Regions from separate parts of the Mus musculus genome. Here all the other regions are linked to region 3. Evidence: chromatin loops called from intact Hi-C (ENCODE). Cell type or tissue: gastrocnemius. All regions are shown on one strand. Each heading gives the region's core, and the rest is flanking DNA. Links, peaks and the distances in the headings are about the cores only.

Region 1 (10,886 bases), core at 1,193-9,192, 500 kb after region 3:
CTTTCTTTCTTTCTTTCTTTCTTTCTTCCTTCCTTTCTCTCTCTCTCTCTCTCTCTCTCTCTCTCTCTCTCTCTCTCTCTCTCCCCCTCCCCCTCTCCCTCTCCCTCTCCCCCCTCTCCCTCCCTCTCTCCCTCTCCCTCTCCCTCTCCCTCCTCCCCTCTCTCTTTCTTTCTTTTCCCAAGGCAGAGTTTCTCTGTGTAGCCCTGGCTGTCCTGGAACTCACTCTGTAGACCAGGCTGGCCTTGAACTCAAAAATTCGCCTGCCTCTGCCTCCCAAGTGCTGGGATCAAAGGCATGCACCACCATTGCCCAGCTTCTTTACTTTTCTATTGCTATGGTAAAAATACCCTGACAAAAGCAAGTTGAGAAAGAGTGCTTTACTTTGGCTCTGAGTTCAAGAACAGAATCAATCACTATAAGGAAGTTACGTTGCAGCAGCAGGAGCTTGGGCAGCTCATCACATTGCATTCTGAGTCAAGAAGTGGAGAGTAGTCAATGCTTGTATTCAGCTTACTTTGCCCTTTTTATAGAATTCAGGATCACAGCCCAGGGAATGGTAACACCCACAGTGGACAAATCTCACTTCAATTAGCTTAATCAAGATAATCTCCAACAAGCTTGCCCATCTTCAAGGTGATTCTAGAACTCATTCATTTCACTGTTAGATTGACCATCACAATGGCCTTGAAATTATTCTGTAGCCAAACTTGGCCTTGAATGTGTGGTCCTCTGGCCTCTACCCCCTCAAAATCCTTGATTTCTTCGTGTTAAGGCCATTTAAAATGCCCTCCTTTAGTCATTTTGTAATATGCATTACTTAATCAACTGCAGTAGTCCTACTGTGAAACACCATAGTCCTTCAATCTCCTTATAACATCTCCTCATTGAACAGTAGGTACGTCTGTATACACCTTCAATTTTCACATGAGCATTTGGTGGCCTAGGGAGGTGAGCTAACTTAATTAAGGACATATAGCTTCAAATGTGGTGGAGGCAGAATTAGACCCTAGGTCATCTAGTCATACCCCTAGTACCACCTCTACATGGTTGCTAAGTTCCAGAAGAATCCCCACTATGACCTTCAGCCACCCTAGAGGCTGGTAATGGTGAAGACCCAGGCATTCAGGAATTACCCATGCTGGGCAGAGGCTGTGCTCTGCAGGAGTGCAAACTGCTCTTCCTTCAAGGCCCTGCAGCCCCCTGCTGCTCCCACTATTTGAGTTATGTGTTATCGCTCCCCAGGGATGGATTTATCCTGGTTTTACTCACTTCGGCAACACTAGCTCTGCCCACTTAGTGCTTTTGGCTTTATATATCATTATCACACACTCCGTGCTCCAGTCGTACACAGTTTAGCCCTTATTGCTTTAATTTCTCTCCTGGTGTTCTTGCAGGGAGACGACAAGAGAAAGCAAATTGCCCTCTAGGATGAAGAGAAAGGGAACCGCCATCCCTAGCCTTTCAGAAGAGAAAGCAGGGGGCAACACACCAGAGTAGGGGAAGTGCCTTCTTCTTATTCATCTCTGGTGAGAGAAAAGAGCAAGGGCTTCACAGTTCTGATCCCAGCTCTCAGCTTCCTAGTGACAATGAGAATATTAATAAGACTCAAGTTAACACTTCTTTAACACTCTGAGCATCCTGGGCACTCCGCCAGGCAGCTCACATTCTCGAACATCTCAGATTCGTGATTAAACGCGGATGCTCTTGGTGCCTCTGAGAAGTGGGTGCTGTTATTCATCCATTTTACAGATAGAGAAGTCAAGGCATAGAAACTTAAAGAAATTCTCCAGCTGCCACATGGCAAAACTCAGGGGACTCGAGCCTGAGGTGGCTCCTCTGTGTATCAGGCTCTAAACCTCTCCACTGTTTCCTCCCCAAGGAATGCTCTCATCTTTGGGACAAATGCTAAGTTGTCTGCCAGGCATGAGCCCAAGAGCTTGATCCAGCACCTGCCATCTCTATACGATTGCCACCTCAATTATGTCGTGGCCTTCACTCCTGAAAGAAGCTTCATAACAACGACGTCTGTGTGTAGAGTGAGAAGCCAGAATGATCTGTCTTCACCAAGTGGACAAAGGGGATCAATATATGCTCTGGGCTTCTGTCCCTCCCCTTCCCCTCGAACACATGCAAACACTTCTACAAAAAAAGGCCCCGCATTTATCTCTTGTGCATGCTGAGCCTCAGTCTAAGATTTTAATTGAAGGATTCAAGAAGATTAAGGAGGGACAAAAAGAGAGAAGAGTGAAATCACTGGTTTTGTTCAGCCTTCCTAATTTGCAGATGGAAAATAGATGATTTGTTCATCACTGAGACTGGGAGGCTTTGGGGGGCTCTCTCTGGCTCCCACCCTACAGCACCACTCCAGGGTTCAAGTCTTTCATGCAGAGGTCTTAGGAGAACATCTGAGATCCAAGCTATAATAATATCCTTACAGAGTTCTTGAAGAGTGAAATCTTATCTCACCTTCCCTCCCGCAACAGTTTGTGCCTATGCCATTCCGACAAGGAGGGGGAGGAGAAGAGAGGGAGGGGATGGAAGATTAGACAGCAGCCAACAGATCTGTTGTTTGGCTTTTGATTCCTGTCTAAGGTTTTGTATATTGCAACCTAACTACAATAAGATACATGATGTCCACACGGTGCATCAACCCCACCCCCCACCCCACCCCCAGGATGCATCCTTTCCTTCTTCCAGTCTCCAGGAAAGCAGAGGTGCTCTTTGTTTCTTCTCCCTACAATTTCTCACTCCATGTAGAGTTAGTGGGGCTGCCAATCAAATGATACCTCTGTCACCAGAGATGGCACAAGGAAGCCAATCAGATTTCCCCATCCTGGTATTAGAACCTCTAGCCAAGTGGGTAGGAATTAACGTTGCCTTGAGCAGCATTCTGGAAGGAGAACCACAAATCCTTGCTGTGCAAGTCCCTGGAAGGGCCCTAATCTGGACACCTCTGAGAATCAATTCTTTCCTCTGCCTCCCAGCCTCCTCCTGATAAATGACCCATGGCTATTGTTTAAGATGGATTTCCTTTCTGTGGCTTGTCATGATACAAATGGATAAAATTGACCTTAAGCAGACTTCTCTCCAAATGAATCTTGCCCAGCTCGGTTACCTGGGCATCCAAGGATGCAGTGACATCTTGAGCTATTTGAAGTTCTTTGATGTAATAAAATGCCACTTATTAAAAAAAAAAAAGAAGAAGAAGAAGAAGTAAATTTTGAGAAATTCCCACTCCCTGCAGAAGTTATCACTGGGTCTTCTTTTCCAGTCTGTATGACATAGCTAGTAGCTATTGCATCATAACAAACGCTCTTAAACTTAATAGACTAAAATATTGAGAACCAACTGTTGACCAGCAGTCTGTGGGTGAACTGGGCGCTTTGTATCTCAAGGTGAGTCCACTGTCTATGGCTGTGGATCTGGGCTCTTACTTGTATTTCCAAGGATTGGAGTAGCCATAGGGTTAGAGCCTCTGGCCACTGTCCATACAGTATCTCCTTCTTCAGCAGATGGTTCCAGAGCCTGTCCATACCACAAAATGGGACTCGAAAGGAAATAGAACTGTGAGAAATGCCTAAAGTCTAGGCTCAGAAATTCCATTTCTAGAATATTCTCTTGTACAAAGCAAGTAAAAAACAAAACAACAACAACAACAACAAAAACTTAGTCCTAATTCTCTGCTAAGTGGTTGGAAGCTGTTACGGTTTAAATCTGGAAGTTCTCCCACTAGATGGTGTTTTGGACACTTGTCCCCGCCAAAAGGTGGCACTATTTGGAGAGGCTTGGAATTTTTAGGCAGATGGGCCTAGCTCGTGGAAGGTCACTGAGGGAGGGTTTCTGATTCCTGTCTTGCTTTCCACTTCCTGGCCCACCATGATGTGAATAGTCTCCACCACATGCCCCCACTGCTGTCACATGACCTGAGAGTTCTCCATCCTTTCCCCACCATGGTGGACTGAGCCTGCAGAAAGAAAAGGAGCCAAAGCACGTCTTCCCTCCGTGAAGTTACTTCTTCCAGGCACTTTGCTAACAGCACAGCAAAAGTAGCAAATGCAGAATCGAGCCCTCACCTTGATAACAGGTTCTTCAAAGTGACATTGCAATAGCCAAGTTAGTGGGAAAGGAAAAAAACAAATCAGAGCCATGTTGCCAACAATGTACTACTTCAACTTAATAACATGGTTTAACTAAATAACTCAGAGTGTCAGTTATTGTGCCCACTGCCTGATGCCCCATCGAGGAACAATGCCACCAGTATCACCAGTAAACGGTCCATGACAACCAAAAGCGTCTTCCTACATTGCCGCATGCCCCCCTGGGGAACAATCTGTTCCTCAGTAGCCAAGAACAGCTGTGGACCCAGGTTTCCATGGTCTCCTCTAACCATCACACCAGATTGAGAAGATACTCAGCTGACTGCAAGGTGTGGGCTGGGACAATCTTCACTGTTGCTTGGAGGTGACAAATCAGTCCCCTTTTCTCTCCTCTCCATCTCCACTTGCTCTCTCCTGTTTCTTCAGGGATCCGCCCCTTCAGACAGGACCCCACCAAGCCTCTCTCCCTCACTGTCCTCTCTGCTCAATCTCCAGTCTGAACAGGCTCTTGGGATCAGGAAACATTCACCCTACAAGACATCCCTGGGCCCACTGTCAATCTCGCTTGGCGCTTACAGGGGTTTCTCCCATTTGCCAGCCTGCTCTGGATGCATGCAATCACATTGGATGTTTCCTTCGCTGGATATTTTTCATCCTGTGTCAATTAGCACAATGAAGGGACTCTAATAATGATGCATGGGCTGGATGGGTACAGCCTGCAATAGCCCTGGCAGGCAAGCAGGTGGCTCGGTAAGAGGCCCAGACTATATCCTGCTCAGAGCGTGCTGGACTCATGATCTCCAAGGCCTCTACAGTGTGCATCAGAACTCATTGCTAGGCACGGTTTGACCATACAGCTGGTCCCCTCCACACACCCAAGGAAACGAAAACAGGAAATAATCTTGCATGCCAACTAGCCAGAAGCTGACTCCCAATACATAGGTCAGTGAATCCCAGAGGGGTCAGCCAGCTAAGACAAAGTCGGTCAGCAATTACTGAAGCTAAAGTTAAATTTTGCATTTCTTCCATCTTATCTCTCTTAAAACATACATTTTTCCCCTCCTAATTTTCTCTCAAAGTACATTATTCTTCACTGAGATGTACCAGGTATTCTGTGTCTTATATGCACACAACTTTAGGTTGGGGGACTCTCTCCCCTTCTGCAAAGATCTCCACATCTAGCTCTAGGGTAGGGATATGGGGAGCAACCAGTCAGACCCCTCCTGACTCTCTAAGAGCAGAGGCAGTCTTCCACAATAGAAAACAGGCATGATTCTGTCGCCTTCCGAGGTTATAATTAAAGACAAAGCCAATCCACCTTCAGCCCTAGACAAGAGGAACGGGAGAGGCCCAGGTCCTGAACTGGGGATAGGGCGGGGATTGCAGTTCGGACCCCTTTATTTCTTCAGGGAAGCACCAAGAACAGGAAGTTGATAAATTCAGAAACAGCACCACCTGGTGGTCACACAACCGAACCAGCGCGCATCCACGCATCTGCTTTCTCCGTGCTTCTGTGGAGGGACTGATTGGGTGTATAAACCCGGTTACTTAAAGCTAAAATGCAAGACACAGCTTCAGGGAGATTCATGATGGAATACCCTAAGAAATGCTCTCCAAAACGCTGAAAGTGGTATTCCGTGTGGTTTACTTCACCTGACAGACATTCTGAGTTTTGTACTTTTCTCATTTGATTTAAAAAAAAAAAGAACATAGAAAAAAATCAGTAGGCTACTCCTTTGTGTTAACTTTTTAATGAGAGTAGAAGCAGGTCAAAATAGAACTTCATAGCAGCAGGGGGGTGGGGGAAGAAGGAAGAAGTGTTATCTGAGGGCAAGAGCAACAGCCAGACCATTAAGAATTAAACACTGCATGCTTATGCAGCTCCAACTTACAGACCCCTGTAATGTCTACTCACTCGAGAGAGTTCTTCCCCTGGTATGAAATGAAGCCACAAAGCTATGCTATTGTCCTGTTTGATCCCTGTCCAAGATATGTTATAAGTTATCTACTGCAATATAATTAAAATAACAATTGATTGACTATTGTTATGGTGTGGTGTACTGTGCCAAGAAGTCTGGGTGTGTTACCCATTTCATCTTCACAATGACCCCGTGGGGTATCCATTGCTATGATCCAAATTAAACTGACACCATGCCTGTTCTCTCATAAGACTGTGACAAAAAAAAAAAATCCACTATTGTATTCGGCTTTGTATCACCACAGTACTTATGTGGTAATGGCTGGGTAAGTAAGAGGACAGAGAAGTGGATGACATGTTAGGACACACACAAAACCACTAAAGTCAATAGAAGTAAAACATGGCCCATGCAGAGGAACTTTTGTCCATCAGCTAGAGCATCTTAGAAAGGTGGCGACTGGTGGATGCTGAGGGCAAAAATCTGTTCTGCAGCCCCTTCTTCCTGCCCCTTCCTCCCACCCTGCCCTGCTCCTTAGTGACTTTTCTTTCTGGGATTTAGTTTCCCTGTGGTCAGTTTTGTTTTGAACATTTTAAGTGGAAATTTCTAAAACAACAACGTTTTAAGCTGTAAAACATTCTCATGGTAAAATCTCAAACTGCCAAGCTCCATCTCTCCTGGCTGTGGCTCTCCCATCGGTCCAGGATATCCACGCTGTATGCTACCTGCCCACTCACAGAGTGGCCATTTGAATTATGAAACCAACTGTCACGGTATGACAGCACTTTTGCTCAAGTTGCCCAAATCATCCTTATTTACTTCTAATTGTGTCAAAGTATAGGTGTTGTCCTCTCAGGCGTCCCAAGGAGAAGCCATAAAATATTTCTTTTAAGTGAAAAAATAATATATATTTTATAAGAACAAAGGGAAAATAGGTTGCGTGCCAATGTCTCTAAGGTCTGTAGTACATGATTGCTGTTGGTCTTAGATGGATCCAGTTCTCGAGTCAGAGGTTATTATAAGTATGTTCACACAGGGGAAAAAGGCATTGCATGGATAGCATCTGGTTCTATATATGGTTTCTGGCAACCACCGGAAGTGTTGAGGTCTATCATCTTGGATACAAGAAGATCATTGCATAAGACCAAGTCCCGGGGTGCTCTGTGGGTTGTGATAGAGACTGCACAGGGCCACTGTTGTGCTGGAAATCCGAATTGAATTGTCAATGTTATTCTTCTGTCAGTAGCCATCTCGGAGATAAAGAAAGACACCCAGCTTGGCATAATTTAAAGAGTTTACTAACCACAAAACCAGGAAGGTAGAGTGTGGTGAGCCTTAAACTACTACAATACACTTCAAAAGTCACCCTGAACCATAGGATAAGTTAAAATAGTTTGAAAGGCAGAGGGGGCTTCCTCTCCCATGCTCTCCCATGCTCTCCCATGCTCTCCCATGCTCTCCCATGCTCTCCCATGCTCTCCCATGCTCTTCCACGCTCTCCCATGCTCTCCCATGCTCTCCCATGCTCTCCCATGCTCTCCCATGCTCTCCCATGCTCTCCCATGCTCTTCCACGCTCTCCCATGCTCTCCCACGCTCTCCCATGCTCTCCCATGCTCTCCCATGCTCTCCCAGGGACTGGGCAGCTCCTCAGAAGCTGCAGTGACAGTAGCAGGTTCTGCGTAAACACAGTGAAACTGAGGTCACTTCTGTGAAGGGGTCAGGACTGGGCCTTGTGAAGCTGTCTGCTTCCTGGGTCCACCTCTTCTCTCTTCATGGCCACACTCTGAAAGAGCACCTGTGACTCAGTCTCCAGGGGAAGAGCAAGGTAGCAGCAGATGGGAGCATATCTAAGCCACTGATTGGCAGAGAGGTGGCTCAGATGTTTGATGCTCTCAGTGGGCATCCAAGAGGAGGTGATGAGCTGGAAAAAGCAGAAGCTCAGACCACAACCCCCTGGAGTCATCAAGACTTGGATGCCCAAAGATACAAATGCACACCATGTCCATCTTCCAGAATTTGGGAAACGTGGCCAAAGAGGCATTTAGAAAGGTGAAGACAAGGATTGAGTTGAGGACGAAGGTGAGGTGAAAGACTCAGGAGCAGAAATGGGGCTGGAGTTAGGAATGTTGGGAAGGAAGGGGGTAAATAAGCTGATACAGCTCTCTCCCACCTCAAAACCAAAACTGTCAATAAAAGAATTAGCCAAGTATGGCTGAATCAAAACAATTTTGCTCTACCGGGTACCAGACTCCTGTGAGCTCCATCCATTTGCTTAGCCTTGGTTCTTCAATGGGCAGGCAGCCCCACATGAAGCTAAGGCCATCCCCCTTTTGTCTGTAGTTCCTGTTCAGCTCCTCAGAGCCCCACCAAGAATCTGCTGTTCGTTAATTGCTAATCGTGAATTACTGCACAACACATTTTTAAACCTGAGAGAACCTTTGGGTGTCTTAAAGCTCTCAGAAAAAAACCAAGATCACTATGGAGAAACCCCTAGAACCCCAACTGCCTCCCATACTAGTTTTTCATAAGCTTTTCAGTGCCTCAAATTTCACCATTAAAGATTCATTCCTTTGGCTTAAGGCTTTAATCCCCTATTAAATGTAAATCTCCCTGGCAAGCTGATAGTGTTTGGGGAATGAGGTCATACATTAAGCCTTATCTATCACTGACACCTCATTGAAATCGAGTTGACAGCCTTTTCGAGAGCCAGGTTTAATAGGGAGAAGGGAGATAAATGTGAGGGTCCTTAGGAACTCAGCGGCAAAGGGGAAGATACTCAGGAGATAGGATTGGAAACTAACATTTATTGAGGCATTATGCTAATAAGAAAAAGAAAAATAGCTACCTTTTACTGACTGCTTAAATGTGTCAGATTCCATGCTGGGCTCTTTACATATGGAGGGGTAATTTACAGAGATAGCTGTATGCTTGTTCTTGATGTTCAAGGAGGCTGAAAAGATCAGGAGAGATTCCCACTCCATGTTTTAAAAACAAGAAGCCCAGCCTGGATGCTGTGTGACTTGTGGTCATTCACCTCCCACCCGTGACCGCTTTTATGTAATAAAATGCCCAATAAGGCAGATTAATACAGGGGAGGAATGTCTCATCTTGTGTCTCAAGAGGTGTGAGGTAGCAGACTCTGAGGCAAGATGTTATCAAGAATTCAGGATCTTTCCCTTCATTTACCTTCAGCTTGTTTCCTTCATGGTCAACCCCCCCCCCCCCCCGTGACATGGGCGAAAATGTCCTTTCTTGTGATTAAGAATTCTGTCTCCACTCAGCTCATTTTTGATACCTTTCAAGATATGCCCATCATGCTCTTTGTTCAAGATGGCCAGCATCAGCATTCTGGACAGCTAGGTAGAAAAAAGAAAGGGATGAAGAGTAGGCATGGATCGTGTACTAAAGAACCAGCCACCTATGCTCTCTACCTGGATCCCTTTGGCTAGAATCCAAGGGCATGGTTGTTCCCACTGCAAAGCAGGCTGCTAAATCTTAGCTCTATTCTTGGCATTTCCTATGCAGCTAGAAAATCCACTGGTGTGAGAGAAGATATAGGAAAGGAAACACTGACCAGAGTCTCCACCAGAGGGTAAACTAGAAAGATAGAGATATGGAAACTCCAGATCACCATGGGGAGAGAGAGTCTGCTAGAGAAGAAGTTGGGGAAAGAGGGGGTTAGATCGAGCTCCTCTTTCCTAAGACACTCTCTAAGGTAGAATTGCTGTTCTTTCTGAACAGAGTTCACTGTCACAACTCCCTGGGATGCCATGGAGTGTTGGTAAGGTGGTATTCCTGGGCATAGCAAGTGGAGATGTCAGCGGCCAACCTCCAGCTAGAACCTGCACTGCCCCACTTCTGTTGACAGGACGAAGCTTGGAAACATAGCAGAAGACTAGCAGACACAGCAGGGGGCAGAAAGAGCAACTGTGACTCTAGCCCCTGGGACTGCCATCCACCCCCTCTTCAGTTCTAAACCACAGCATATGTTCCCTAGACTGTGTGTATCTCTGGGGATTGGCAGGGACGCCCCTAAACATGTCTGTGATTGAATTTCTCAGCATCCTAGTTAATGGGAGCCTAGAGCCAGATTTAATTTGATTTAAAACAAGTAAATTATTTTGGCATTCCTTGTGTCATCGGAACGCTGCAGAGCAAAGTCCCAGCCACTCATTTACATTACTGTCACAGTGGAGCGTCCTCTGAGGTGGTTGTCATTTTTCTCACATTACCGAGGAGGAAGCTGAGATTCTGAACGCTTAATCATTTATGCAGAACCAAACGGCTTGGCCGGACCAAGCTTCATACCCCATTCTCCCTGACTCTAAAGTCAATACCCTTGCTCTGGCCTGTGTCAAAGGGAGAAGAAAAGTCTTCCCACTCCCATCCACAGTACCACCAAAACCAGTCATATCATCCCTAGTCCATTTTCTGTGACTATTTAGAAGTGCCCGGGCTGGGCAGATAGCAAGCCTCGAAGACCTCAGTTCAAATCCCTGGAACCCACAAGGAGCTGGACATGGTAGCATGCACATCTGTAATTACAATGTTCCCATGGGGAAATGAGAGGGGAAGACTGGAGAAGCCCAGTAAGCTTGTGGGTCAGCTAGCAGCCATAGCATAAGCAGCCATAGCAATGTGGGGGGGGAGAGAGAGGGAGAGAGAGAGAGAGAGAGAGAGAGAGAGAGAGAGAGAGAAGGAGAAGGAGAAGGAGAAGAAGGAGGAGAAGGAGGAAAAGGAGGAGAAGGAGGAGAAGAAGGAGAGGAAGAAGAAGGAGGAGGAGGAGGAGGAGGAGGAGGAGGAGGAGGAGGAGAAGAAGAAGAAGAAGAAGAAGAAGAAGAAGAAGAAGAAGAAGAAGAAGAAGAAGAAGA
Region 2 (8,000 bases), core at 1-8,000, 190 kb after region 3:
CCCTTGAGGTCCCACAAAAACCTACCATGTAGGCTGGAGAGATGGCTCAGTGGTTAAGAGCCCGCTGAATGTCTCACACCCAACTGTAACTTCAGGAAATAAATGCCCTTGCCCTCCATGAGCACTAGTCTGTAACTTCAGGAAATAAATGCCCTTGCCCTCCATGAGCACTAGTTTTCACATGTACACACACACACACACACACACACACACAAGAAAATAGAAATAAAACATTAACATTATTTTTACATTATCTTGAACTTTTCTCCTTGGTGAATAGCATACCCATCCTCCAAGTTACCCAAATCAGACGATAAACGGCTTTTGTCTAATTCCTTCTGCCTCAGATCCACAAGGTCACTCTCAAGCCCAGCTCGGAAATGTCTTTTCTCCCCATCTCTTCTGCTCCATATGTTCTGTAGAACGCTCCCGTCTCTTGTTCACAATGCTGTGGTCACTCTCAAACTACTCCTGTCTCCATCTCCAATTTTTTCGGAATGAAAGCACTGGATCCAGAGCGAGCTCTTTAAATGCTTCTGCTCACGTTACTTCCCTGCTGACAATTCTTCGGCTATAAACCCAGCTAGTACAATGTTACGTGGGCCTCATAGCCCTTCCCAGGCCCAGGAAGACATTGCGAATCAATCCCTGCACTCTTTCCAGCTGAGCAGGATCTGGACAGAGCTTTTCTGAGTTAGTAGGGTTGGCAGGAAAGATGAGAGCTATTCGGCATTTCAGCATCCTGTGCCACCTGCCTTTGTCTACCTCTTTTGTCTTGCATCTCCCCACCTCTGCCAGAGAACTCTATCCAAACATCCCTGAACCCTGGATAGGCCTGACTGACACCCACAACCCTTCTAGAATGTGGTTCTCTCTACCTGGATTGTTTCTTCTCACATGGTCATGCCTGGTAAGCCCCTACTTCATTTAAGTGTCATCACTGTGTACAGTTATAAGAAAGTCTTTTCCCTCTAAGCCCCTATTTTCCTTCATCTAGGCCCATCTAGGGTGCAGTGTCATGACGTACAGAGGCTTTTGGTCCTGTTACCTGCCTCCTGATTAGTTTTTCAAGCTACCGTTGCAGGAACGGGGACAGGATTATCTATCTTTGCCTGCCTGGTGCCTGTCACAGCTCCACTCTGAGCTACTGCTTGTATTCAGTAAGGGATAAATGGCACTGAAGTCATGCAGAATGCTTGGCTTCTGCCAGACGTCAGAGTTCACCTCTCCAAAGGCACCATTCAACTTCTTCCCAGAGATCTACATGGTAGGCATGGCTTCTTTCCATTCTAAAGGCTAAAATACTAAGGCTTTAAGAAGGAAGTCTTCTGCTTCAGGCTATATGGAAATAGAACCAGACATATCTAAACTGTTGTCCCTGAAAAGAGACCTGCATCTGGAGGCCTTTTTCAGATTGTCACAACTGAGGGGAGGGTACTGCCGGCTTCTAGTGGGCAGATTCCAGAAGTACTGGCAGACATCACACAGGCACTGACCAGTTCATCACCAGTGGAGAAACATCTACCCTTTCGTGCCATGGGACCAAGGAAAGGAAACTTGGCCCCAGCCTCTGCAAGTAACCATGACCTAGAACTTTCCCTTGTGGTGTGAGTCACTCAGACCTGTTGCTGGGGTTTTCTTTGGTTCCAATTACTAAGCATCAGACACTACTCATATACAACCAGGAGTTTGCATCCCTGTGTTTATGCAAGACCAGGCAAGCCACTACCAGCACTCAATTTACCATACAGGATTCTAAGTCTTGGATCACATCATTAAAACATCCCATCCTAACCTAAGATTGGTCTCTGTGCAAGCCGCGTTCCCAATCTGCCTGTCTCCAAGAGCTTGCCGCTGAACCCAAGGCCTCATGTAGATCTCCAACAGCTGAAATGAATGCATGCAGAAAGCTTTGTTTTCTTTTGCAGCTATTCCTAGGAGCAAAGTAAATAAGTAATTTAGATAAACCCCCCAAGAACTCATACTCTAAATCAGCCTAAGCTAGGTGAAGTCAGCAGAGGGTTAAGAGCGCCTAATCCATTTTCATCAGGAGAGTTTGAACTTTGGTCATAGTGAGCAACTTAGCCAAGATATCACATTGTTCATTATTCACAGGGCACTGTAACTTAGCGCAGTCTCTGAGTAATCTTTTTAAGCCTGCCAAAAGAACCGGTGTTAATTGCTTACACTGGAACATATTTGCTGCTGGAAATGTCACACCGTAATTATATCCCATTTCGCTGTCTGACAAGTAATATACTAAAAGAAAATTGGCTTTCTTATTTTCTCCTGCCTCTTCTTGTGATGTGTAAAAAAAAAAAAACCATTCCTGGAAGCCTTCAGGCAGCACACAGGTTGCAAGTTTCTGGACTTGTCACAAAGTTTGTCAGCAAACTTTCTGGATTGGCTGACTCGTTCTTGCAGACAAACAGCCCAGCTTTGCATACTTTGTGCCCCAGGCAGCAACAGGACACCCTCAAGGAGGGACCTGTGCCGAGTCTAGGGCTCCACTTCTGCATGCTTGCAACTCCCAATACAATTTTAGCAAGACCCTCACATTTTTATGTGTTGGACCCTGCAATTGATGGAACTGGTCCTGCAAAAGAGGAACAAGCGGGGGGGGGGGGGGCGGGAATTACTGACGTATGATGGATAAAAGGCAAGAAGTCATTGGCACTTAACAAGATAGTGAGAATTTCAGAGACATAGACATGTGTGTATACATGTATGTAAGTATATATGTCCTCATTCAAGCTAATATTAATATGACATATATGCACATATGTATGTGTGTTCATGAACATTTGTATGCACAGTTATCCTCGAGGGATTTGTGCCAACGCCTCTGTGGATACCAAAGATGCTTAAGATCTTTATATAAAATGATGTCACATCTGCATTATACCTATGCATAGCCTCCTGTATACTTAGAAACATCTCTCGATTGTTTTTGATACCTAGTATAATGTTAATGCTATGTAAGTAATCATTAGGCTGTATTGCTTAGGGAAGGATAACAAGAAAAACCTAATATTCAGTGTGGACACTGTATTTCCATGGCTGGCTGGTTGGCTATGGAGAGGGCTAGTTGTATGTGCTATGTATATGTTTGTACATGCATATTTGTTCTCTCTCTCTCTCTCTCTCTCTCTCTCTGTATGTGTGTGTGTGTGTGTGTGTGTGTGTGTGTGTGTGTGTGTGTGTGTGTTTTATCAGAATCGCTGGCCATGACATGAGACCATGCAGGGCAGACAGTATGTCTAATCCAGGGCTCCTTCTGGAAATTTGGCACTCTACTTGTAAGACTAAGCTTCTCTTAATCCAAGGGTTCCTAAGGAAAGGGAGCCATACCCAGCCCACCAGCTGTCCTGAAAGTCCTATGAAGCAGAGCACATCTGCACCCCTCATTTTTGAGGCACCTGTTTCTGTGTTCTCTCTATATCCTGCCGGGGAGGAAACACCATGACATGTGCACAGGAGGTGTCTGCATTCAAGTCTAGAAGATATGCCAGCTCCGGCACTTCTGTTTTATTGGCAAAAGCACAGTCTCTTGGCCAGACACAACTGCAAGGCATGCTGGGAAGTAGGTTATAAAATGTGCCAAGGAAAAGGCAGGAGCAGAATCGGCAGGAACCCCAACAACTCTGCTTGGCTGCTCTGGTCAGATGGTGTTCCTTCCCAGCATGCACATTTGCAACTGAGCCCAAGGTTTTGGGTCTTCACGAAGCACGTGTGATCATGTGGTTTATTCTGGCAGAAAGGTCACCTTCCCGGGGCTGAGAACACTTCTCCAGGAAGCTTTTCTCTGAGAACGTGGCTGCGTACCTGACAGGGATATGGGGCAGAGGGGGAGGCAAGGTTAGTAATTTAGTTGTCACTGGCTGACAGGTTAGTCTTAGAATATGTTCCCTGCAATTCAAGGCTTGCTAGAGAGAGACAGAGAGAGGCACTTAACAAATGTCAGCCCTTTTTTGTAAACTGCCACAGCTGCCTCATGCTGACCCTGAAGCAGTTGAAGAGTTGTCTGCAGACTTCCATCACCTCCTCATTCCACTCGCACTGGTGTTCTCTTTTCCTTAATGTATTCTTTTTTTTTCAGTTTTCATACAAATACATATTGTATGTTGAGCATAGTCCCCCTAATGCCCTCCTCCAGTCCTCTCTGTCTCTCTTTCCCTCCCACTATTCCCCTTTGTACCTAGGCAGGTACGGGACTAGGATAGTGTTATACAGACAGACACACATTTGGACAGAACACATGAGGTACCTGCTATCCTAAGAATGACTTAATTTGCTTGGCTGGCTTCTCTCCAGTTGCATCCACTTTTCTGCAGACACCACCCTCACTGTGTGTCCTGATCCACTACTCTGTTTTGGGTGCTCCAGGTTGGCTCTAGAACTTTACAATAGCAAATGGGGTGGTCACAAACACTAATGTATGAGTATCTCTTCAATATGTTGAGTTGCAGGTCCTGCCAATAAACACACAGGAGAGGCACAGCAGAATCATCTAGTAGGTCTATTCATAGGGGTTTTGATGAGGTTCTATTCTGACTTCCACCAACAGTGTAGAAGAGCTTCTCTCATCCACATCCTAACCATCATTTGCTGTTGGCTTTCCTAATGCCTGCCATTCCTGCCCACCCCCTGGTATTCCTGATACTCACCAACAGGAAGAGCAGCCATCTTGGTCACTAGAGAGGGCTCTGAAAACAGTCAGGACTGGAACACGGGAACCTGTAGTTTTGCTCGTTTCCCACCATGACTTATTAAGAGATGCACGGTTCTGCGATGGGATCTCAGCCTCAGCACCTGACTTGCTGACCAGCTGAGCCCTTGCTGTTGCAGCCATGACGCCTCGGCAGTCAACAGTCCGACAGTTCCTCTAGGTCTGTGTGCAAGTCTGACTCCCTCAGTTCTCATACCTACAAGTTTCTCCAGACTTCATAAATGTCCGTGGGATGGGAAGGACTCAACTGCCCCTATGTAAGACATGCTGGTTTAGAGCATCCACGCTATGGTAGCTTCGAGAAACTCTGTTCTCTCCTTATGGAATCTAGCATCTGGATGCAGTCCTGTGACTCAATCTCTCAAACATGTGTAGAAATGATAACTACCTTTTATCCTGCCAGTTGACTGGATCTGTGTTCATCAAAGTCATCTGATGTCCTCTGTCACCTCTGTCACCATCAGAGAGACCCAAGAGCATAAGATGGAATAGCCATAGAAGCAACCTGGATATAGTGATGGCACCTGTGTCTTGTGTTTGAATTGGGACTAAATAAAGGAGAATGCAGCTAACCAGCTAACCAAAACCACAGTTGACAACTCGTATGACCATAACACACATGTAACAACAGGTTATCAAAAATGTCCAGGAGTGTGGGGAGATGGCTTAGCTCTTGCCACTCAAGTATGAGAACCTGAGTTTGGCTCCTCAGCATCCAAACAAAAAGCCTGACATAGTAGCACACACTGCAACACTAGGAAGGAGGACAGAAGAGGATTCCTGAAGCTCATTGGCCAGCCTTGCTGAATGAATCTGTGATCTCCATGTTCAGTGAGAGCCCTTGAGTTTAAAAGTAAGGCAGAGAGTGGTCGTGAAAGACACTCAATGTGGGTCCTTGCACATATGTGCACACCCCTACACACACACAAATACCCAAACATATATATACACAATGCACAAATAACAAATACACAGAACACACATACTGACAAAGACAAACAGATACACACGCCACACCTAGGTGGCTGGCCCTGGTGACAGCTTGCCCAATTTTCACTCCTGTTCCTATTTTTTGTAAATGGCAGTTTCAACAAATCCTGCCCACTGATGCATTGTTTAACCAAATGTCATCTCTCTGCCTTCCTCATTTAAGCATCATCTGTTAGGTTTACACATTGATACACCCATGAAATTAGCATTACACTTGTTTCCTCGTGGAGCTGACTAGGTTTAATTTAATTGAAGCTGTTGTCACTGCTGATAGCCTTTGGAAGCTGCAGGGGCGCTGGTTGTCTTAGCTTAACCCCGTCCTGTCTGAAGATCAAGGCTTCCTTCTCTCCGGGTGATCTGTGACCTGTCTCCTCTCTAGCTCCTTAGTAGGTCTTTCCTTCTTTAGAAAAGGGTCCCAAGCCATAGGTGGAAAGTCATTCTTCCCTGTGCTGGGAAGGCTAGTATGATGGGACAGGAACTCTCAAACCAGTGACTGCAAACACCGCAGGCAAGTGCTGGCTGCCAGAAGTGGCTCTGAATGTGCAAAGTGAGGCACAGCTTCACTGAGCCTTTCCTCATTCAGTAAGAGCCTCTCTGGGAGAGGCTGTGCAGAGGCTGGTCCACTGCCTGACTTTCCAGTCTGTTACCTGGTAATGGTTCTTGATAATTGTCCCTTAAATGAATGGCACTGTCCCTCCACCTGACCCTACCACACACCCACATTTGTATTATTGCTTTTCTTGTTGCTGGTACCAAATAATGACAGAAGTAATTTAAGGTAGAAAGGGTTGGCGTTGGTTCACAGTTACAGGATGCCATTCATTATGGTGGCAAGGCACAACATCTAGGGCAGCTCCATACATAGCAATGGGACCTTGAGGTAGTGGTCATACATATCTCTATGGACCAGCAAGCAGAAGCCTTGGGCAGAAAACAGAAGTGGACATAATCTTTAAGCTCTGCCCCTGACCAATGACTCCAGCTGAATAATACAAAGGACCCATCCTTTGTATTATTCTCAAATTGTGTCATCAGCTTAAGAGCAAGTGTTGAAACACGTGAGCCTACGGGGGACCTGCCATAGTCAAACCAGAGCAAGGCCTAGCTAACTTACGGCATATGTGGCTATTTTCCAAACAAATGAATGAATTTCTGCTGCTTTGTTCTTGAAGCTTCCTAAGATGACCTTTGCAGTAACCTTCGCCTGCTTTCACCCCTCGGGATACCCAAGGTGGTGCACTCTAGTCAGTCCCAGGAAGGAGTGTGACCTTCACAGACAGAGGACATAGGATGAGCTGAGGGGACAGATGTGACCTGGACTGGGAGCAAGATGAGCACAGTGTGATTGAATAATCCGGCCCACATCTCTGAGAGGCGTGCGCCCAGCAGAAGCTTGGGTGTGACCTCAGAAGGCAAATGGGGATCTTTCGGCAGGTGAGACCTGCAGATAGATGAATGTGTCTGAGAGCCATAGCTTGCAATTCACACTCTTTCCTAGTACAGCCCAGGCACAGAGGCTCCTGGCTTTGAAGCCAATCAAGGAAGAACCAAGAAGCCATTAACTATATGCTCGGGATGTTTTGATTATTATACTACAAAATTTTCTACAGTATAGGAAATTGCCAAATTACAGGAAATTGCCAAAATCTAAGCAGAAGTATCATGTGTGCATCTAAGCAGAAGTATCGTGTGTGCATGCACACACACACACACACACACACACACACACCATGAACCTCTCCTCTCGCTCACTTTCTTTAAACTAAAACCATCTTCCCTTTCTTCAGTGATGTCTTCATCACTGTTGTGCAATGGCGGCTTCTGTGTGTTTGTGCGTGATCATGAGGGTGTGTGTGCACCTGTATGTACATGTGTATGTGCACATAAACATGCATGTGGAGGTCAGAGGACAGCTTTGGGTGTCGTAGCATTTTTCAGGTACCCTTTATTTGAGATCTTTGACGCTCACTGGCCTAGAATTTTACCAACTAGGCTAGACTAACTGACCCTCTAGCTTCCAGGATTCTACCTTGCCCTGCTTCGCATCACGCAGGTTCATCACCATGATCAACAGGTAACATTTCATCCAACTTCTTCCTTGGGTTCAGGAAATCTGAACCCAGGTCTTCACGCTTGCAAGGCAAGTGCTCCACCCACTGACACATCCCCCTCCCAACCTCACCCTGTGATACCTTCTTTACCTCACTCCCACTTCCTCCTGCCTCAGCTCTTAGCTTCACTCTGGCTTCCTCAGAAAGTTCTGGAAACTTCCCTAGAAGCA
Region 3 (10,773 bases), core at 2,774-10,773:
GGCATAGAACTTAACAATAGATATTTTAAAAACTCAGTTAAAATGCAGCAGAGGGGAGATAGACCAGCTGGTAAAGAAGCTGACTCCACAGAAACCACAGAAGATAGCAAGCCCTGGGGTGGGGGTGGGGGGCAGTTGATTCTGGGCAGCATAGCTTTTTTTTTTTTAACTTCCAGGCTGAAAATCAAATAGAAATAAACAGCAAACAAACCAAAAAACCCACCCCTGAGGTTCCCTTTTGGCTTTCATGCACACAAACACACACATGCATGTGCACATGCGCTCGTTAAGCCTGGGCAAGCTAGTTCTTATCTATCTCATTCGCTCCGTGCACTGATCCTGGAATTGCTGTCAGTGAAATAAATGTCTTGTCCCTCTGTCCTGTTGGACAGTTCTTTGAGGGTGAAGACTATCCCAACCATTTCCTTTGCAATTGCTAGCTCAGGACTGGTCACACCCAATAACTCACAATGCCCAGTGACAGATTCAGCCTTCCCATCCTTGAAGGGATGGAGAAACAAGATTTGGCATTCGGGGTGGTGGTTGAGAGTCCCACAAATCAGGCGAAACTTCCCTAGAGCTCTGTCTCCTGGGGCCCATAGCACGGGAGCTGGGGAACCACATTTAAAAAGAAAGGTTCCTTGGGGAATCTTCATCATCTCCAGATTCCACTTGCCCAGCAGGACGCCTATGTGTAATAGGGTTCCATGCATCTTTGTGGAGTGAAAAACTGAGCTTCGAAAATCCTGAGGACTCAGAATACAGTGGTTAGAGGCACTGCCGAGTCTCAAGCAGGGCCCTGGCCTCTTTCTTATCCATCAAGGCCACCTGCCTCTCTATGCACAACTGCAAATGAAAACTCCTGTCCCTCTTAATGCAAAAGGGCTATTTCTGTTTGGTAGTTCAGCAAATTTAGGGTACCCACACTCTGGATGTCCCAGCCATACTGAGATGGGGCATTTTAGATACTCTAATTTACCCCAGCTCCCAGCTATCTGTTCCATCTTTACCTCTCTAAAATGTTTGAAGGGCTACTCATCTTGGAGCCAGAAGAAGAGAATCCCAGATGCCACCTCAGGTAAATTTTCCTCCAAAACCCATCAAATGAGCTGTTTATGGCATCTCTAACCTGCCCAGGGCGACTGGACCTCTTTCTTGAGTGGCTTTTTATGTATGAGTCAAGATAAACAACTCTGCTTCTCCAGGGATTTGGGCCCAGGATCTTTAACCTCAGTACTGAAGCACTAGGGCCCTGAGGGAGCTGAATCACAGCCTGGCCCCTGGAGGACTGCTGTTAGCTGTGTCATGTGGAGGAAGCACAGGTCATTGTTACTTTACAGACAAAGTGCAGAAGCGCTCTTGAGACAAAGGTGGGCTGGGGGCTGGAATATTCCACACAGCCAGGGCAGGACTTGGAGGCTATGTTTACATGACCTCTTGCTACTCATTTAGCACTAAGAACCCTGAAGTTCTTGGGGCGGGGCGGGGTGGGGGAAGATGACTTGACCATGGTCGGGGAAGCTCAATGGAGACTTCAGGGACAGCCGAGGGAAGCCATTCTTCTACTCCCACATGGCTCTATGGAACATTTGAATGGCTACAGAGATAACAGATTTACCCCAAGGCCAGAGGTGTATCTAGGAACCCTGGTTAGATTCATTTCCTTGATCTGACTTCCTGAGCTTTGTGACTGGTTTAGGGGTAACTTAGGACCTAAAAATTACTCTGTAAGAAAACGCTCTCTGCATCTTCTAAAAGAATCCTGGACTGCAGATGAATAAGTTACAGCTAGTCTAAGTCACAGAATCTAGGACTCTTGTGATGTTCCAGTGTGAACAGACACTGTGGGAGAAAGAGAGGAGAAAGGAAGAGAAAATTCTGTAGTGGTTGTTCTAGGTTGCTGGATCAAGCCATGCCTGGAGTTAGTGCTCTGCAATAACTAGTTCTACAATCCAGTAAGGCTTATTTTTAGATTGTTAAACCAGGTGTTTTATTACACAAACTATAAATATTCCCAACTGATATGCAGATAAGAGGAGACTGGTGAACCAGGGAGCTGCCTCTCCTCTACAGTCTCACTGTTGATGAAGTGGGAATGCCTCTGTCCCTGGCTGCAGAGCTAGAGGGGGCCCTGGAGCAGATTGTAGACTGTCAGGGTAGCAGGTTGGCTGAGGACACAGCTATCCCAGTAGCACTCTCATGAACCCACGGCTCCTTTGCAAATCTCTCTAGGGACGATGGTCATGTTTTCTTCTGAGATTCCATACCTACCTACACCTGACTCTCTGGCCTTCTAGCTGACTGTAGATCAGAGGCACCCTTTGTCACCTTGGGATGCTTGTACCTGATCCCACATCTGGCACACATCAGTGCTCTAATATGCTGGTGCAGTGGATGGAAGGGTCCACTTCTCGCCACTGTTGGCCTTGCTCTCTGATAGATTCTGTACATATCCACTCGCTTCCCTTTACAAACCAGGGTGATGTTTAAAAGGGCAGGAGACAAAAGACCAAGAATTCGCTGTAAGTCCCCAGCTCACTGACATAGGTAGACATCAGTCCCATTCACATGCAGACATTAATAGATGCTATGTATCAAAAGGGGAAGTCTATAAGACTGAGTCAGAGAGAGCTGGATGAAGTTTGAGTTCAGAGAGATTATTCCTTCCAAACTCTCACTGACAGAGCTCAGAACAAGGTCAAGGGGGACAGTCTTGGTGGCTCAAGGTCACCAGTCAGTCCAGGAAAATGCTTCTCCTTATAAAGCAAGGCTGGGCTGACCCAGCTCTGAATCTAGTGCACACAGCAAGTCAGACATCAGGAGGGCGGATGGTAAGAAGGGCGTTAAGGGAGGGAGGCTCTGTGGCTGGGAGGGAGACTTCAGCTTGTGGCCAGGGAGGGTTGGAAAACTTCTTTAGCCACCAAAGCATTCACTTGCCAACTGGATTTGGAGGATGTTGGATTGTGAGTCTTTGGGGACCAGAGAAGTGAGTCAATGAGCCCTGAATCTTTGGTTGGCCCTGGAAGGGGGGGGGGGTGACTCAGAAGTCGCAGTGCTTGTGCTGATTAACCTCGGCGAGTCATTGAGAACCTCCTCCCCATCGTTTCAGTCAGTGATCCAGGAATCCCAGGCTGCACAAGAGCCAGGACCTGTGACACTCCTACGTTTTCTCCCATCTCCACCTGCCAAGGTTTTCTCTCTGTGCAGCCAAAGATGCCGGGACGGAAAACTCCGCGCCTCCTGCAACTCCGCCTCCAGTTTTCTGCCACATGGAACACAGACTCTCAGGACCCTTCTTTCCCTTTTCCTGACCTCTGCAAGCTGAGCTGCCCTGTTGACTCTTCTATCCTCCACTTTCCGTCTCTCTACCCCTTGCACCGGCCTTTTCGCACCCGTACCTTGTTCCCACGCCTGTTCTGGGGGGTGTCTGTCTGCTTCCTTCGCCTCCACCCCCTCCCTCACCTTCTCCTCCCCACGCTGCCCTCGGCTCCTCCTCCAGGCCCCGCCCTCTGCTCAGGGCCCGCGTCCCTAGTGGCCCCTTCCCCAGCCCTGGTACCCCTAACGCCCGCCCTAGAACCCTGGGGGTTGGGTTGGGGACCCTGACCCAGGGAAAAGGGAATCTCGAGGGGCCAGCTCCCTTCCGAGCCGTGTCCCCGCGCGCGCGCGCCGCGCCCCCTCCGCGGCCTCCCCGCGCCCGCCTCCCGCCTTCCCCTCCTCCTGGTGACGTCCGGGTCCCTGCCCGTCTGAAAACTCCGCGCCGCGGCGGTGGAGGAGGCGGCGGCGGCGGCAGAGGAGGAAAGGGAGGAGGAGGTGGTGGAGGAGAGGAGCAGGAGGAGGAGCAGCGGCGAGCCCGGGCGACGTCGGCGGGGCCCGAGCGCGGAGCCCCCGGGATAGAGCGCGCACCGGGGTGTCCCGGCACCCCGCTCGCCCCGGGCCGCCGCGGAAGATGGTGGCGGCGCCGTGCGCCCGGAGGCTGGCGCGGCGCTCGCACTCGGCGCTGCTGGCGGCGCTCATGGTGCTGCTGCTGCAGACGCTGGTGGTGTGGAATTTCAGCAGCCTGGACTCCGGGGCTGGAGAGCAGCGGCGCGCGGGGGCAGCGGCGGGAGCAGCCGAGCAGCAGCAGCCCGCGGCCCCGCGCCGGGAGCGCAGGGACCTGGCTGCCCATCTGCCCGCAGCCCGCGGAGGACCTGGAGGCCGAGCCGGCGGAGGAGGAGCACGGGGAGGCGGCCCCGGAGGAGCCCGCGCACAGCAGCCTGCCAGCCGCGGGGCACTAGCCTCCCGGGCGAGGGTAAGGTGCCCTTTGGGAAGGGGATCTCGAGCCCCGCGGACAGAGAGACAGATGGGCGACCCTACCCATGCCTCACATTGGTCTTGGCCACACAAGTCCCGATATCCGAAGGGACTCTGCGCCCTGGCTGCCTCTGACTGCCCTGGCTGCCCTGGGCAGCTGCAGGGTCGTGCACTGAGCCGCGCTGCTCTGTGCGGAGTCTGAGGACCGCCCCCTTGGGGTCTGGAAAGTGAGCTCCAGAAGAGACTCGCTTTCTAGGGGGTCCTGTTTCCTATCACTCTTTCTGGGCGTCCTACTTGCTCTCTGGGTGGGGGCGTTGATGCCTCACTCTCCACTCGAGTACGTGCATCGGATCGTGACCGGATCCTCAGCCGCTGCTCAAGGGTAGTTCTCCACGCAGCCTCTTTGGTCTGAGCTGTTTGCTGTGGGCTGAGAATGAGTGTGTTAAGTCCTCCACCATGTCCCTGGTGCCCAAATCAACACTGGGTCTTGCAAGCCTGATCTGACTTTGGGTCCTGTTTTCCCCTCTGGGAATCTACTTCTCTCTCCACCTTCCCCAGTCCCCACCTTCCTCAGTCCCTAACCTTGCCATTTCTTGCCCTCCCTGACTTCACCTCCAGGTATTGCCCCTTAGTTCCAGCTGGCTGTCTCTGACTTGACATGGGTGGTCAGTTGCACTTACTGTCTGTCTGTCTGGCCACGCTATCACCACACCTCCCAGTGTGCTTTGCTCTTCTTGGATGTGAATAGTCAGGTCTCTGAAACTGTCTTCCAGTTCTATTAGTACCATCTGGTTGGCTAGGTGGGGCACCGGCTTGTCTTCCTCTTCTATCCCCAACTTCTTTGGGGTATCTGTTTCACCTTTCTCTGAGCTAGGAGGGCAGGAGATCTGAGTCCGTAACTACTGTACAGGGTCTCTGCTCTGCGTAGGAATGAGTGTCTGTCTGTCTTTGGGCTGGTGTGATATGCCATGTGATTCTCTGTCCATCATCCCAGTTCCCTGCAGAGAACTGCCCAGCATCTGAAGGACGGTAGCTACCGGGGGAGTGTTTCTAGGATCTGTAGGAAGGGAACAGTCCTTGTTATTGCTTGTCACTCCGGCAGCCCTTGCTGAAGACTGCCTAGACACAGCTACACAGCTGTGTCAGAAGTGCTTTCTGATGTGCTTAAGTTCTTCAGGATTGTTTTGACCCTTGTTGCCCGAGCACAGCTCTTTATGTCTGTGAGCTAAAGCAGTCTCAGGACTTGATCTGACAGAGCATTTGGCTGCTCTGTAGCTACCAAGGAGAAGTCTTACCCTCACCTGTAGTGATGCTTGTGCATGAGAACCTGAGCATTCTCAATGTCCCCAAGTCCAAGGGGACCCAGGCACTCACTGCCTTTGAACTCCTGGAGTTGATCATGTGTTCCAACTGGAAAAACAAAAAACAAAAAACAAAAACAAAAACAAAAACAAAAACGCTATTACATGTTCTTCCTAAAATTGGAGACCTACTGGGAGGTGGGAGGGACTAGGCGCACTTAGTGCTGGCCCAGTGTGGAAACAGGCAGGGTGGGGAGGGGACCATGGGAGGGACTCACTGTACCTTTTGCAAAGGGGATTCAGGAGGTACTTTCAGGGTACATAGACCACCTGTTGAGATCAGTGAGAGAATTATAAAGAAAAAAGCAGTTGGTTTCTTTCTTTCCCCACCGATGGTCTGAGCAGTGATGCACAACCCCTCCATGTGTGTTCACCTAGGAGTAATCTCTCATGTCCTAGCCCAGTCACATCAGGTTTGGAATCGGAAGGGCGGGGGTGGGGTGCCACTTCCCCTTTAAACCATGTTTTTAGATCCCCAGTCCTAGCAGCGGAGCTTGTCTGCAATTTTGCTTTTATCTGTGGGTTTAGGTGTATCCTCCCGACAGTGTCCTCCAATGTCTCCATTTTTTTTAGCTTCCAATGTATATGTATATGAATACATTTTGTGCTTTTTTTTTTCTTTCACTTTCCCATTCCTGGTAGCTCTCAACTGTCCGGTCCTGCTGGTCCTGGACTTTTTGTCATATGCACGGCACTCTCCTCTCTTCCTCCTGTCTCACATCCTGCCCCAGGAGCTGCAGTGTGCACAGGATGGCTAGAGCTAGGGGTCTGTTTGTCCTCCTCAAGGTGTGCCCACCCCAAGCCCTGCCCTTTCATGGAGCTCAAGGAGACCAGAAGGGGGCAGGCTGTTCCCAAAGTCCATCAGAGCTGGAGCTTGGGATACAGGCTGAGAGAGCCACAGACTGCTAACAACTTGCCATTCATTTTTGGACCCTGCCTGGGCTGACTGTATGCATGATGCTGCAAAGGGATTCAGGGTGGCATTCAGAACTAACACACTCTCTCTCTTTCTCTCTCTCTCTCTCTCACACACACACACAAACACACACACACACACACACACACACACATTCCCTGATATTTTTCCAGATGGCTTCTGCAAATACTGTGGAATTGTATGCTAGGACAGTGATGTTCGTTTCTGTGCTGTGCTTTGTGGCAGGCTGGAGTAGAGTTGGGTGAACAGTCATGGCTTCAGTGGGTGCGTGGCAATGGGTGTCAAGCAGCTGTTACGGCTAGAGTGTTTCCAAATCCAGACCTATCTGCTTCTCCTGGCTGCTTTCCCCTCTCCCAACTTCTGAACTGCGAGCCTTTTATTTTTGGAGAGCAGTGTCTAGGTACAGAAATTGTACCTGTGGCCGGGCAGTGGAGACACATAAGAGATCATGTTGATATGCAAGCAGGATCAGAGGGTGTGTGCAGGGATAGTGGTGAAATGGGCATCTCTGTAAAGGTTTGCTAGTGCCCCCTTTCCCTCTCAGCATCTCTGAGCATTTAAGTATTAGCTTGATGCAGATTACAGCAGAGTTCTGTAGTGGGGCATTTTCTCTGGGCCTCAGTAAGAAATGAACTTTACTGTGGTCTCGGAATATAAAACGGGAGAGCACTGAGCCATAGATGAAGGGGAGTAGTGGGGAGTGAGGGGCCTGTCAGAAAGACTAGCCAGCAGAAGTGCCTTTTTAGACTCGGGAAGAAATGAAAGCTGTAGGTGTCACACCTGTATCTTTGTTTCTCTTGCTAACGTCCCCATAGTCCCAGCGTCACTCAAGGTACTTAGTAAGTTTCCTTTAAGAAATCTAATGTTTTAATGTCCTTGCCTACTGTACGCGTACAGTAGAATGCCGTTTTTGTATGATCTGACCCCTTTGAAATGCTGATTTTTTTTTTCAGCAGAGATCCCTCATTCTTCACATTACTCAGATAACTCCGGACTCTTTCAGACATTAACAGTGACTTTGGAAGAGGGTTCCAGTGGCGTTGGAGGCAAAGCTTTTCTTTCAATCCAAATGTTTGCAGAGAGAACAGAGAGCGTTTGACGGCTGATTTGTTTCCTCCACACTTCCAGTGAATTATTTTGTCTGATCGAAGCAGACAAAAAAAAAAGCAGGCTTTGTATATAGAAGTGTGTATCTTTGAGCAATATTTATCTCACTGCAGATATGTCATCGTCTGCTTTACCACACACTGGGAATGCTAAATAAAATAGATAAGTAGCAGCCACTTAATTTAATAATAAGATAATAAATACAGGCTGGATATCCATTATCTGAAATACTTTGAAGGAGTGTTTCAAAATTTGGATTGTGAAAGATACTTTGGAATATTAGCATGTAAATAAAAAGATAGGGCGGGACCCAAGATTAAACCACACAAAATAATTAACCAAAATTATTGTTTTCTTTCTTTCTTTCTCACTCTCCTTTCTCTCACTCTTATTTCTTTCTTTTGCTCCTCCTGTTTCTCCTCCTCCTGGTCCTTCTTTTTCTTGTCTTGATGACTTGTCTAGCTCAGACTAATGTAAAAATCATGACCCTCCTGCGATTACAACTATGTGCAACCACACCTGGCTTGATCAATCTTATATACATGGCCTAAATGTAATTTTGTACTGATTTGTGCCTGCATTTTAACTGTGACCTGTCATGTGAAGCAGGTTTAGAATTTTCCACTTGTCGTGCTATGGCCGTGCTTGGGAAATTTGTGTTTCAGAGCACTTAAGAAGTAGGACATTTCACAGGTATATATGCATGTATGTAGTCACTTTCCTATTCTCTCAAGGCTATCAATTCACTAAAGAAAGTACTTTAAAAGGTTGGGTGGCAAAATGCTTGCTAATCTTTAAACAGGAGGCCATCTGAGGCTTAAAATTAATATTTTCTGGGAATTGTTTAACTTTGATCCATGTTCTTAACAGAAAAAAAAATAATGATTTGAGTTAGCACAGAAAGTTGATGTTAGTGTGTGTGTGTGTGAGTGTGTGTGTGTGTGACTTAGAATGCAAACTATTCTTTAGCCTACCTCTATAATAAGATTCTACCTGACTACTCTGAACTGCAGGCAATGAGAGGGGCTATAAATCTATGTGAAGAGAGTCTAGGATGCCCCTCCCCAATATAACTGTGCAGGGTGGGGTTTCTCCAGCCTATCCATTCTTCTTTACAATCTCTCTTCCCATTTTATTCTCCCCCTGACCCTGCCTCTGTGTGTGTGTGTTCATGTGAATGTAGGCATGTGGATGTGTGCATCTGGATATATGTATACATATGTGTGCATGTGTAGAGGCCAAAGATCAATGTTGGGAAGCCTCCTCTATCGCTGTCAAGCTTAAATTTTGAAACAGGGAGGCTCAGTGAGCCTGAAGCTCACTGATTCCAGCAGGCTGGCTCACCGATGGGCTCTAGGATCTGTCTATTCCCACCTCCTCAGTGCTGGGATTATAGATGTGTTCCACCGTCCCTGGCTTTTCACTGGGCTGCTAGAGATCCAGCTCAGGTCCTCTTGTTTGTACTGTAAGCACTTTACAACCCGAATAATCCTCCAGCCTCACATCTCTTCCTTCTTTTTTGTCCTTTTCAAGATGCATGAGTATTGTGTCTGCACAACAGAAGAGGATATCAGACCACATGAATCTATAGTTAGAGTGGATTTTGAACTGCCACGTGGGTGCTGGGAATTGAACTTAGTCCTTCAGGGAGAGCTGCCAGTGTGTTTAACTGCTGAGCCATCTCTCCAGCCCATCTCTTCATTTCTAATGATCGTCTACCAAAACAAAGGGCAAAGACTTTGGGGAAAGTGAAATGATTACATAACCAATACCACCTGTGACAAAAAATGATTTAAAGAGACAGAAGAGACGTGAGGTCTCTCACTGTACCTGAAGCTCATTGACCCACCAGGCTGGCACACTAGTGAGCTCCAAAACTCTGTCTCTCACCTCCTCCTCAGTGCTGGGATTACAGATGTGTCCCACCATGCCTGGATATGTGATAGACCCAACACAAATGTAAAAGTCTATAGGATATCCTCTGATATACCGAGGGTCAGATCCCAGCTTTGCACTGTCTTGTCTCCATCGCCTGGGCAGGTCTCTCTCTGCTTCTCTGCAACTTGGAGCCACCTCTGTGGTGTGCAGAGGGAGAAGGCTACCGACTGATTTGTGAGAAGTGGTTTTCTCTGGCCACAGACTGATGCCCCTGCGTCAGCTGCTCTCTCAGTAGGAAAGCCTAGGGTGTTTGGAATAAACATTTGCTGTTTCAAAGTTACTCGATTACAATAGCTTTTGAGTGAAATTCTGCAGTAGAACCCCTGAGGGTCTTTTTGGTGTGGGGCGGGGGCAGCCTTGGAATAGGACAGAAGGAGGCAGAGAGAAGAGTCATATTCATTGAGTTCACTGCGTGCCTGACATTATTTTGGTGTTTTGCATCCATGAAACGTATTCAACCGAATTCCCATCCAGGATGTATATGTGTGTATATGAGTATATGAGTGTGTATGTGTGCACGTGTCTGTGTGTCCGTGTACATGTGCGTGTGCGTGGTGTGTGTGAGTGTGTGTGTGTGTGTGTGTGTGCATGTGGGATTGCCTGCCTGCCTATCTATCTGTCTGTCTGTGTCTCTGCATCACTCTCTTCATCTATCTACACGCAGGTCCACTCCAGGAAGCAAGATGTTCTGTTACACAGTTCATGCAAAATTGGAACTGAGGGTACCCAACTAGGAATTGTTGGTCTTATCATGACTAGTTGTAGTGTAGGTCAGACATAAAAACGAGTTCCACAGACACCATCTCCCTGTATCACTGGACCCTCCCAGCTCCGTGGGAGGAGACTGCTGCTGTGCTCAGATAGATGAAGAAACTGGGAAGCAATCCCAGGCTGCTCCTTGCCCAGTGCTGCCCAGAGCTCTGAGCTCCTCATCTGTACAGTTTTGCAAAGCCCCCTCATGCAGCCATAGGCTTCTTGAAAGCCATTGCTCCATTTTAACAGGTTACTAAAAGTGTGCAGACTGGAAAAGAACCAGATCCCCGAAGAATGATGCAAACTGCACAGTTGTAAGCTGCAGAGCTGAGGGCTGAACCCAGGCATCCCACTCTCCGAATGGTCTACTCTACATTCTCTGATGTC

The links. Peaks named below come from ENCODE experiments on the same cell type or tissue, not always from the same donor. Only the 100,000 strongest peaks of a DNase experiment are listed, where the experiment ranks them.
Region 1: it touches region 3 in a loop (6-fold over the local background); 13 of 42 quality-filtered maps call a loop at or near these places.
Region 2: a loop joins it to region 3, with 3 times the contacts of the local background. A loop is called at or near these places in 3 of 42 quality-filtered maps.

Annotation. Positions count from the first base shown.
Region 1 is chr7:117,877,459-117,888,344 of GRCm38, forward strand. No RefSeq gene overlaps it. Among named protein-coding and RNA genes, the nearest start is that of Gm34822, 32 kb to the left of the region's middle. In gastrocnemius, for the core only: a CTCF peak has its summit at 5,552 (motif pointing left); DNase peaks (open chromatin) are centred at 1,664 and 5,551; H3K4me3 peaks cover 243 bases.
Region 2 is chr7:117,569,765-117,577,764 of GRCm38, forward strand. All of the region lies in intron 3 of Xylt1 (xylosyltransferase 1), which reads left to right. Among named protein-coding and RNA genes, the nearest start is that of Gm34762, 190 kb to the right of the region's middle. In gastrocnemius, for the core only: no CTCF peak of the experiment used is centred there; DNase peaks (open chromatin) are centred at 3,282 and 3,590; H3K4me3 peaks cover 179 bases.
Region 3 is chr7:117,377,233-117,388,005 of GRCm38, forward strand. It overlaps Xylt1 (xylosyltransferase 1), which reads left to right and starts at 3,747. Exons shown (of 12, transcript NM_175645.3): 1 at 3,747-4,288. The coding sequence starts at 3,947. In gastrocnemius, for the core only: a CTCF peak has its summit at 6,481 (motif pointing right); DNase peaks (open chromatin) are centred at 3,662, 4,121, 4,443 and 6,504; H3K4me3 peaks cover 3,772 bases; H3K27ac peaks cover 2,685 bases.